Regions from separate parts of the Mus musculus genome. Here region 1 is linked to region 2. The links are chromatin contacts, found by Hi-C or POLR2A ChIA-PET in ENCODE. All regions are on one chromosome and are shown on one strand. Each heading gives the region's core, a stretch centred on a gene start or an enhancer-like site at or near the end of the contact. The rest is flanking DNA. Distances are from core to core; before and after follow the strand shown. Region 1 overlaps Gm12976 (a long non-coding RNA gene). Region 2 overlaps C77080 (expressed sequence C77080).

The links. A loop is a pair of places that touch in the nucleus more often than their neighbours do. ChIA-PET counts read pairs that join two places held with the same protein, here RNA polymerase II (POLR2A).
Region 1: a map of CH12.LX shows a loop between it and region 2 (2.1-fold over the local background). The contact joins two enhancer-like sites. A Hi-C loop is called at or near these places in 7 of 37 maps with a recorded cell type or tissue (CH12.LX, gastrocnemius, heart and 2 more). POLR2A ChIA-PET finds 5 or more read pairs at or near these places in 4 of 5 experiments (Patski and embryonic stem cell).

What each region holds. Positions count from the first base shown.
Region 1 is chr4:129,255,084-129,259,976 of GRCm38, reverse strand. The region is part of intron 1 of Gm12976 (a long non-coding RNA gene); the gene reads right to left. It also overlaps a transcript of C77080 not described here. Among named protein-coding and RNA genes, the nearest start is that of C77080, 9.1 kb to the right of the region's middle. Within about 2 kb of position 3,401, at least 1 of the 3 ENCODE cell types and tissues checked has a DNase peak (open chromatin) inside an H3K27ac peak, as active enhancers do; it is heart, where a contact is called at or near this core.
Region 2 is chr4:129,218,385-129,223,779 of GRCm38, reverse strand. It overlaps C77080 (expressed sequence C77080), which reads left to right. Exons shown (of 7, transcript NM_001033189.3): 6 at 1-1,965; 7 at 2,303-4,202. The coding sequence ends at 2,325. Yars (tyrosyl-tRNA synthetase) reads right to left here. Exons shown (of 13, transcript NM_134151.5): 13 at 4,540-5,349. The coding sequence ends at 5,239. Among named protein-coding and RNA genes, the nearest start is that of Gm12976, 18 kb to the left of the region's middle. Within about 2 kb of position 1,304, at least 1 of the 3 ENCODE cell types and tissues checked has a DNase peak (open chromatin) inside an H3K27ac peak, as active enhancers do; it is heart, where a contact is called at or near this core.

The DNA.
Region 1 (4,893 bases), core at 2,152-4,651, 34 kb before region 2:
ACAATACCTCTACAGTGCCACTTGGAGATTAAGGGAAGCAGTTCTACGGGGCAAGATCTTGACTGAAATCAGAGGGCTCGGCAGGCACCAGAGGGGCTGGGGATGTAGTTCAGTTAGTTGGTAGAGTATTTGCCAATCATTTGAGCATGCCATGCGTGAAGCTCTGGGCTCCATCCTCAACCTTGTATAACGGGGCATATCTACAATCTGAACACTCAGAAAGTGGAGGTCCTGAGGGTTAGAAACCCAAGGGTTATAAACTCCACTACCATGAGTTCTAGGTTCAAGGCCAGTCCTGAGTACCGGAGAATTTGTCTTAAAAAAAAAAAGAGATATGTGATCCCAAAGGATGAGAAATGCCAATCAAAAAGCAAAGCTAACTGAGTGATGCGGCTAAATTGTGAAGAATTCTGTGTACCCAGAAGACTTGGAAAAATGCTACAAAGAGCAAGAAGAGGCTCAGGCAGGCAGCAGAGGAGCAAGCTCTAGTTTGACTAAAGCCCCTCTGGGGCAGGGTAGAGAATGGATGGAGGAAGACAGGGGTTAGGACACAGAGGTGACTGGTGTAATGGTCCTGGGGGGTTGGAGCTGTGCATGTCATTCCTTAGTCATCTGAATGCTGCGCACCTACAAGGCAGTGTGATTCAAAGATTCCCTTCCGGGGGATGCGTCACTGCTTAATAGGAATGGACAGGAAGGGACAATGGCACTGGCCAAAAGAACCCTCCCGAGGGATCAGATCCAGGGCTCCAGGCCTCAGAGGGATCCTGCAGACTGGGAGGCTGTAGGGAGCTTCCTTTCCAGCTCAGAGATTTTGCCCCTCCCTCCCCATGGCCCTGCAGGCCTGCATCCCCTCCCCTCTGTGCATTTGTATCTCTGTGGCTGGCTGCTGGCTGAGGCAGCAGAAACAGCATTTTGAAGTGAACCAGATCCAGATAAATCCAAACCCTGATTCTACTACTCACTAACTAACCTTGGTCAAGTTTCTCATCCTCTCTGAGTCAAGTTTTGTGCAATACGTTCAGATTTGCATGTATCTTTACGTGGTAAGGAGGGTGTACAGGGGAAGGCTGTGAATAGAAACTGCCTGGTAACACTAATAGTGGACAGGCTGCAGTGGGCAACTGTATCAAAGAAGCATTTCTAAAGTTAGCCATCTTTAATTCTGCAGTGTGTGTGTGTGTGTTGTAGGCACGTGTGTTCAGGTATGGTACATGTGCCTATGCATGTTGAGGCCAGAGGCCAATGTTGGTGTCTTCTTCAATTGCTCTCCTCTCCACTGTGTTTTTGGACACATATATGATCTATCACTGAACCTACAGGACAAACTGGTCACAGAGTAGATGAATTGGCTGGCTAGAGAGTCCCACCACCTACCTCTTATCCCTAACACTAGGATTACAGGAACACCTCTGGGCCTTGACTTTAAAACAAAATCAAAAACTTTTTGTTTTTGTTTGTTTATTTTTATTTTTTTAAAGATTTATTGCCAGGCAGTGGTGGCACATGCTTTTAATCCTAGCACTTGGGAGGCAGAGGCAGGCAAATTTCTGAGTTCGAGGCCAGTCTGGCCTATAGAGTAAGTTCCAGGACAGCCAGGGCTATTCAGAGAAACCCTGTCTCAAAAAAACCAAAATAATAATAATAATAATAATAATAATAAATAAAATTAAATTAAAAATATGTTTATTTATTTTATGTAAGTACACTGTAGCTTCAGACACACCAGAAAAGGGAATCTGATCTCATTACGGATGGTTGTGGGCCACCATGTAGTTGCTGAGATTTGAACTCAGGACCTTTGGAAGAACAGTCAATGCTCTTGTTTGTTTGTTTATTTATTTATTTTGTTTTTCCAGACAGGGTTTTTTTGTATAACCCTAGCTGTCCTGGAACTCACTTTGTAGACCAGGCTGGCCTTGAACTCAGAAATCTGCCTCCCGAGTGCTTAGATTAAAGGCGGGTGCCACCATGCCCGGCTTTAGTCAGTGCTCTTAACCTCTGAGCCATCTCTCCATTCCAACCAAAAACTTTTTAATGATTTATTTTTATTTTATGTGCATTGGTATTTTGCCTGCATGTGCATCTGTGTGAGGGTGTCAGATCCCCTGGAACCGGAGTTACAATTTAACCTACCATGTGTGTGCTAGGAATTGAACCCAGGTCCTCTGGAAGAACAGTCAGATTTTTGAACTGCTGAGCCATCTCTTCAGCTCCCTGGCTTTCTTACACGGGAGCTGGGGATTTGAACTCACGTCTTCACTCTTGTGCAGCAAGTGCTTTACCTCAAGTCAGCTTCTTAGCCCTTCGGCATTTCTTCTGCCTTCCTTCCTTTTCTCCCTCACTCTCTTCCTTTCACCTCCCTTTTTCTGTTCTTCGTTACACTAGGCAAGCTCTCTACTCTGTAGCCCAAGTCTGGATGTTTTACACAATCATAGTTGTATAAAATAGGGATGAGACTACCAACCACACAGCTTGCTGGAAGAGTTTTAAAAAGATCTGACAGATAAACATCCTTTCATGCTGTCTGCTGAAAAACTGGCGCTCGCTCACTAAGGATTAGCCCTTTCCTTCCCTTCCTGGACCTGAGTTTTCACTTGTTAACTGTTTGCATCTTTGTGTCTGTGTTTGTATAATCAGCCCATGAATGTCTCTGTGTGATGTTTATGGGCTACTGAACATGTGAATGTATGTATTCAAGATTTATCAATGAATATCTATACATCTGGGGATGTGATGTGTGCGATTATGTCATCTGGGAGTGCCTGTGTCAGTAGATGGAGTGGGTGTGCTGGCAATGTGTGTGTGTGTGTGTGTGTGTGTGTGTGTGTGTGTGTGTGCATCCGAGTGTTTCAGAATGTTTCTGTTGTGTTTACACATGTTTAGATGTCTGTCTTAGCATATCATGTGTCTGGATGTGCCAGTCTGAATCACTTTGTATGTGGGTGTGTCCCACAGTGTTTATCTCCCACTGTGTTTGTCTAAGTCTCACTGTAGATGGAAGGCTGAGGAGGTCTCTGAGTATCCTCCTTGATCTCTCTCCCTGTGGTGATGGGCAGGAATCTTTGCTCCCAATAGCCCAGCTTAGAGAAAGCCATGTGGAGGTGTTGCCCTCCTAGCCTTGCCCTTGGGCACAGGGCCAGCAGTGGAGTGGTGTCAGCAAACACCTAGAGAGGGGCTCCTCCCACACTCCCTACAGGAAGCATTTCCAGCTGACAGCTGCTCACAGCCCTGTGTCCGAAAGTGCTGACCCCTGTCCATGGAGAGCAGAGAGCAGAGCCAAGCCGGTCTGCTCCGCAGTTCAGGAAATCCCTGCTCTCCCAGGCCGGGTCATCATCCATCTGCCTGAGCTTCGTGTGCTTCTCAGATAGTGTCAGACAGTTGGGGGAAACAAAGCCTATCTCCATGGCAACACGCCTCTGCCTTCCAACTTGGGCAGTTTGGTGGTTTCATGGGGCCCTAGTTGGGCCCAGCTCTGGGATGGGGGTGAGTGGAGGATGAGTTGAGAAGGCTTCTGTACATGAGCTGCACCCTCACACCGACATATCCAGACACTTCCAGCAGGGAAAAATGTCCAGACAAGGCAAGCTCCACGCTAAGGACACGAGCAATTAGCAATTTGGATGTGTGTGTGTGTGTGTGTGTGTAAGTGTGTGAGTGTGTGTGTGTTGAAAACAAGGTTGGCAACAAGCTCCTTTTGTGACACTTGGTTTCATTCAACCATTTGAGACCACACACACACACACACACACACACACACACACACACACACACGTGCACACTCAGTTTGTTTGGAGGACACCAAATTGACTTGGCAGGTAAAGGTGCTTGCTCTGAAGCCCGAGAGCCAGAGCTCCAAAACAAGAAGCCACAGAGGAAGGAGGGAACCAACTGACTCCCCGAAGTTGTCATCTATCATTCCACTCTGTGCTCCTCCACCTCAACACTAAATATGAAGAAATAAAATAAAATCAAGGGGGCTGGCGAGATGGCTCAGTGGGTAAGAGCACCGACTGTTCTTCCAAAGGTCCTGAGTTCAATTCCCAGCAACCACATGATAGCTCACAACCATCTATAGAATGGGATCCAATGTCTTCTTCTGGTGTGTCTGAAGACAGCTACAGTGTACTCATATACATTAAATGAACGAATAAATCTTAAAAAAAAAAGAAAAGAAAAAATACCTCGCTCTCCAGCCCGCCTTTCTTTTTTCCTTTTCTTTCTGTTTTACTTCCTTTTTAAAAAACTTTTTTTATTATTTCAGGCCCCACTTGCTCTGGCCCTGCTCCGGCCATATTTATTTCATATATGTGGGTACACTGTCACTGTCCCCTAACACAGCAGAAGACGGCATAGGATACCCATTACAGATGGTTGTGAGTCACCATGCAGCCACTGGGAACCAAACTTAGGACCTATGGAAGAGCGGCCAGTGCTCCCAACTGCTGAGCCATCTCTCCATCCCCTTCCTTCCTTCCTTTACAAACATCTTTTAATTTTAGGGGCTGGACAAATGGCTTAGTAGTTAAGAGCACTTGTTGCTCTTGCAGAAGACCCAGGTTCAGTTCCTAGCATTCACACGGTAAATTGCAGCCATCTGTAACTGTAGCTCCAGGATATCCCCTTGCCTATGCCTATGCCCTGAACAGCTACAACATCCAACATTTCTTTCAACTTTCCTGAGCACGAATGTGGTGCGTTACACACGTGCAAGCAGCAGAACACCCATGTCACAGGCTCAAGATAAATTTTATAAAATGTTTTATCTTTAATTGTGTGTGTGTGTGGCATGTGAGCACTAAGGCCAGTGACCTCAGAGGTCAGAAGGGGCATCGGAGCCTTCTGAAGCTAGAGTTCCAGGCAGTTGTGAAGCATCCAGTTTGGCTCTGGTCC
Region 2 (5,395 bases), core at 55-2,554:
GTGACAACTGGAGCCACTCTCAGTCCTCCGAGACCATTGTGTCTGATGGTTCCACTCTTTCCTCTAAGGGGGGCTCTGAGGGCCAGCCAGAAGGCTCTGTAGCTAGCAATAATGTGGCGCCCCCTCCTCCAGGCGGTAGTGGGCGGGGCTCCCCCAGCGGGGGTAGCACTGCGGAGACCTCAGACACGGCCAGCATCCGAAGCAGTGGGCAGCTGTCTGGCAGGAGTGTGTCCCTGCGTAAGATGAAACGGCCTCCCCCGCCTCCCCGCCGGACCTACTCCCTCCATCAGCGCGGCTCCGCAGTGCCTGATGGGCCCTTAGGGTTGCCGCCCAAACCTGAGCGAAAGCAGCAGCCACAGCTGCCTCGGCCGCCCACTGCGGGTGGCTCTTCAGGGGTGGGGGCAGTATCTTGTCCACCCAGCTCAGCAGGCACCTGGGGCTCTGGCTTGTCCCCAGGTGGCTCCAGGCGTCCCCCACGTTCCCCAGAACGGACACTTTCACCTTCAAGTGGCTACTCGAGCCAGAGCGGTACCCCAACTCTCCCTCCCAAGGGTCTGGCAGTTGCCCCTGCTTCCCCAGGCAAGGCTCAGCCCCCCAAACCAGATCGAGTGACATCCCTTCGATCTCCTGGGGCCTCTGTATCCTCTTCCCTTACATCTCTGTGTTCCTCTTCTTCAGACCCTACTCCTTTAGACCGCTCTGGCCCACAAATGTCTACCCCCTTGAGTGACAGGTTCGTCATACCTCCTCATCCCAAGGTGCCTGCTCCTTTCTCTCCACCACCTTCCAAGTCCAAGAGCTCGAACCAAGCTGCTCCTGTTCTGGCTGCCCCTGCTGTGGCTCCTGGGCAGGTGTCCACCATCGACACCAGTCCTGCATCCCCTTCCATGCCCCAGACAACCTTGACTCCAGCCCAGGAGTCTCCTGTTGCCTCCAAAGATGAGTCACCCCCACCATCCCCACCCCCATCTTACCATCCACCCCCACCACCTACTAAGAAGCCGGAGGTGCTGGAGGAGGCCCCACCTCCTCCGGAAGCTGCTGTGGAGATCCTTCCAGATCCCAGCTGGCCGCCGCCACCACCACCTGCACCTGAGGAACAGGACCTGTCGATGGCTGACTTCCCCCCTCCTGAGGAGGTCTTCTTCAATGCAGGCCCTGAGCTTGGCCCTCTGGAGTCCTGCAGCTCTGAGGCTGCCGTCCCCCCAGCTGCTAGCTTGTCCCAGACTCCTCCGCCAGCTCCACCTCCTAGTTCTGGATCAGAACCTCTGGCCAGGCTCCCACAGAAGGACTCAGTGGGCAAGCACAGCGGGGCTCCCAGGGAGGATTCGGGCACGCCTCTGGTCACACCCTCGCTCCTGCAGATGGTCCGGCTTCGCTCTGTGGGTGCTTCCACAGGGATTCCGAACCCTTCTCCGGGTTCATCGGCCCCTCAGAAGCCTCTGCGAAGAGCCCTGTCTGGGCGCGCCAGCCCAGTGACTGCTCCCTCCTCTGGGCTCCATGCTGCCGTCCGACTCAAGGCCTCTAGCCTGGCTGCCAGTGAGAGTCCTGCGAGTGCTCTGCCCACTGGAATACCCGAGGCAGAGCCACGGTCGCCACAGTCTCCTGCCTCCAAGGCCAGCTTCATCTTCTCCAAGGGCACCAAAAAACTGCAGCTGGAGAGGCCCGTGTCCCCCGAGGCCCAGGCTGACCTCCAGCGGAATCTGGTGGCTGAACTTCGGAGCATTTCAGAGCATCGGCCACCTCCCCAGGCCCAGAAGAAGCCTTCCAAGGCTCCCCCACCAGTGGCCCGCAAACCCTCAGTGGGAGTCCCTCCTCCGTCCCCCAGTCTTCCCAGGACGGAGTCTCTTACTGCTCCATCCACCAATGGGCTCCCTCACGCTGAGGACAGGACTAACGGGGAGCTGGCGGAGAATGGAGGTGTGCAGCTGGCTGCTACAGAGAAGATGGGCTCCCCTGGTTCAGGTACTGTAGGCACTGGTGCAAAATCCGTTCTCAGAGGGCCCACCATAGGTGGGCATGCTCTTGGATCTACAAAAACTGATAGCAGTCTGAGCCTGGAGGGATAGTCGGGTCATGTGCTCTGGCAGCCGCCCGGAATAAATTTCAGTTTTGTCACATTATCTCCTATCTCACTTAGGTTTAAAATGGGGCGGAGACACCCACGATACCGGCTGTCTATAAGTGTCTAGCCTAGTGTCAGTGAAGGGACGGGATATAGGAAGGTTGGGTGAGGAGCGTTTTGGGGGTTTTGTCAGACCCCAGCTGGAAGGCCTGCTGAACCAATGTCCTTTTCTCACAGATCCACAGAAGAAACTGGTCTGACCGTCATCACTCAACTGGCCCTGCTGACCCATCCCAGGGATACAGTCTCTCAGGGACCCGAGCAGCTCCAAGGAACAGAGGATTTGGCAGACACAACCTAAGACAGGATGCCTGCGGCCTTAATCTCCACAGCCTCCATGTTTATGCAAGCCTGGTGTTGCCCATCCTCCAAGTGACCCCTCCCCTCATGCCTTTGCCTGAAAGGATTCACCTCCAGCAGCCCTTCAGCCTCGGCCTTAGCCTCCACTTGAAGAAGGTAGCTGGAGGGAGGGGGTGGCTGTGCCCCACCCCGGCCCCCAAGGCCACAGCGGTGGGAGGGGAGCAGAATACGCGTTTATTTTGTTTCATGTCTGGAATCATGTTTATTGCAATCTAGAATCAAAGCACTTTGCAAAGTGGCTGCATGTCCATCCTCCAGGGCTCACGAACCCACATTCCAAGAGCCTGTTTACACGGTGGTAGCGCCAGTGCTTGGTAGCCAGCCCCCAGCTGGGACCAGTCTGTCCACTCTGCCAGTCCAGTCCACTCCTTTCCTTAGTTCTCGGAGATGGGCAAGTCTCTCATGCCCACAGGCTCCCCAGGCTGCTGGCAGGAGTGGGGCTGTGGAATTCCAAAGCACAAAAGGTGCAGTCGAGGCTAGCCTTCCTGTGCCTCAACTCACCACCAACCACTCTCCTGCCTTCCAGTTCTGTCAGGTGCTCCTTCTAGGGGACTCATGGTGAGGAGAGAGAAGCCAGAGGAGGCCTGTGGGCACTACACTAAGAAACCAAAAACCAGACTAGGGAGCCATCTGGGATGTTGGCATGTTGGGTACCTGTCCTGTGACACTTGATTGTGCTTGGGTGGATGGGCACAGCCTCAGAGCCAGGAGCTCATGGGATGTGTCCATTTCGGCTTGGCAGGAAATCCTGCCAAGGTGTGGGGAGGGTCTGGCAGGGACTTCCTGGGCAGTGGGCCCAGGCCTATTCCTCAGAATCTTTCTCTGACCTGTCTCCACTCTCCGGTGCATGTCCTTTCTGCAGCTGCCTTTCTGCCAGGTGGAGGGAGCTGAGGGTTTGTGGCCAGGATGGGGAGCCAAAGGCTTATGTTACTACCCCAGGCTCTTCTCTAGAAGAGGGGATAAGCTGTGATCTTTCCAGCAGGCCGGTGGCTATCCCCAGAGAGCAGCCTCTGCTTTCTCTTCCTAGAATCTCATGACTTGTACCACCTCGAGGTGAGCCGGAGTTCCTGTAGGCTCCATGGCTGTGCCTCCTTCAGGGCCACCCTTTGAGTCTTTTCAACGGGGGCTCCAGCCTGGCAAGAGAGCCTGCCAGTAGCTTCTCCACTACCAAGACGGGAGCAGCACGCTACCCCATTACTGACCTTGCTGTCAAGAGCTGGGGAGATGGGGTGGAGTCCAGGCCCCCTAAGCCCTCCTGTTCGGGCTGCTTGTGTTCTCTGTCTTTCCCTGGTCCGTGTGTGATGGGGAGCTGCTGCTGGGAGGGAGGACAATCAAAGTAAGCACTGTTCTGCCCCACGATGCAGGATGCAGGGTCGCCAGGGTCGCTGGAGCTCTTGCCCTGGCTTGGGTTCTTCTCTGTGTTTCCCCACCGGGTGGGCCACAGTACAAAGAAGGAAGGAGAGTCTACAAGAGACATCTCTGTCCTCTGGGGTAAATGAGCTTGACCTTGTGCAAATGGAGAGACCAAAAGCCTCTGATTTTTAATTTGCATAAAAATATTAGAAGAGAGAAATATATATCTATATTTCCTTACTTTGAGTCTTTGATATGTCTCTATAAACAATCCTTTCCCTATGCCTCCTCCTCTGAAGCTTGAGTGAGACACATGACAAAGCTGTGTTTCATTAAAAGGTATTAATTAAATGATTGAAACTTGGCTGTGACTGCTGTTTTCCAGACATCGGCAGCAGGTGATACTGGTAATACGTGGTAACAAGGTTTGAGGAATGCACACCTCATGCTAGCGTGAACCTAATGCTAATGAACCACAGAAGGACCTGGCTGTGGTAGGCAGGCCAGTGCTCTGGCCCACGTGAGATGGTGTCCTGCCTACTGACACAAGCCAAGGGGACACTCGGGATGTCCGTTACTTGTCCCTGCCTGTCTCATCCCAATGTGTGGCTAAAGTCAGTGATCCCAGGTTAGGTAAGCGTAGCAGCTGCCCTGCACTCACACTGTCTCCTGAGATGATGCAGCTCACGAGACTCCGTGCAGAAAGCCTTTTCAGACACTTTATTTGAACTTGACAGTGGCGGTTAGGGATTTGCTTGAGATGCTTTATGGAGTATCTCACATTCTGAAGAAAGCTCCACAGTTTCAGTCCATCTCCATCCTGCTGCTAACACAGCTGGCTTGTTTAGGGAGTGTCCAATCTAGCCAGATCAAGGGAACCCCAAGAGAGCCAGGGCAAGTCCTGCCTCTGGTGCCAAGCCTCAGGTTTGGAAGCCTGGAGAATGCTGCCAGCCCTGGAGAGCTTGGGAGACCTCTAGGCTCTCTTTCCCTTCTTTTCAAATCCCACAATTTCCTGACGGGGAGAAGCTGTAATTAGCTCAGACCAGGCACTCGATCTCAGCTAGTACAGCTGCAGGGAAAACCCCATGGAAACTTGGGAACCAGTGTTTTTCCAATTACAGGGACCATGGAATAAACTTTTTCTGTGGGTTCTATTGAAACCAGATTTCTCAAGTCAGCTGCCAAGGGAAGAAGGTAGGGCCAGTCTGCCGCTGGGCAGCATCTCCTTAGCCCAGGCACTCCGTTTCCTTTCAGCCAGGCTGGGTGATCCCACACAGTAGGAAGGTGAGCTGTCCCTTTCCAAGTCCTGCACCTTGTCAGCAGTTCAGACCTGGTGGGAGCGGGTGAGAGATGCAACAAGTCGAGCCGGCAGACGGGATGGTGGGAGGGCACAGAGCTGGCTAGCTGATGTTACCCCCTTTTAGTGATTTACAGGAGACGAATCCCAGCTTGGTCATGAAGTTGGTTTGCTTCCACTGTGCGATGCACTCCTCAGAAATTTTAAAGTCGGCCTGAATAAGACAGACAAAAAAATAATTAAAATAAAGGCATGATGGC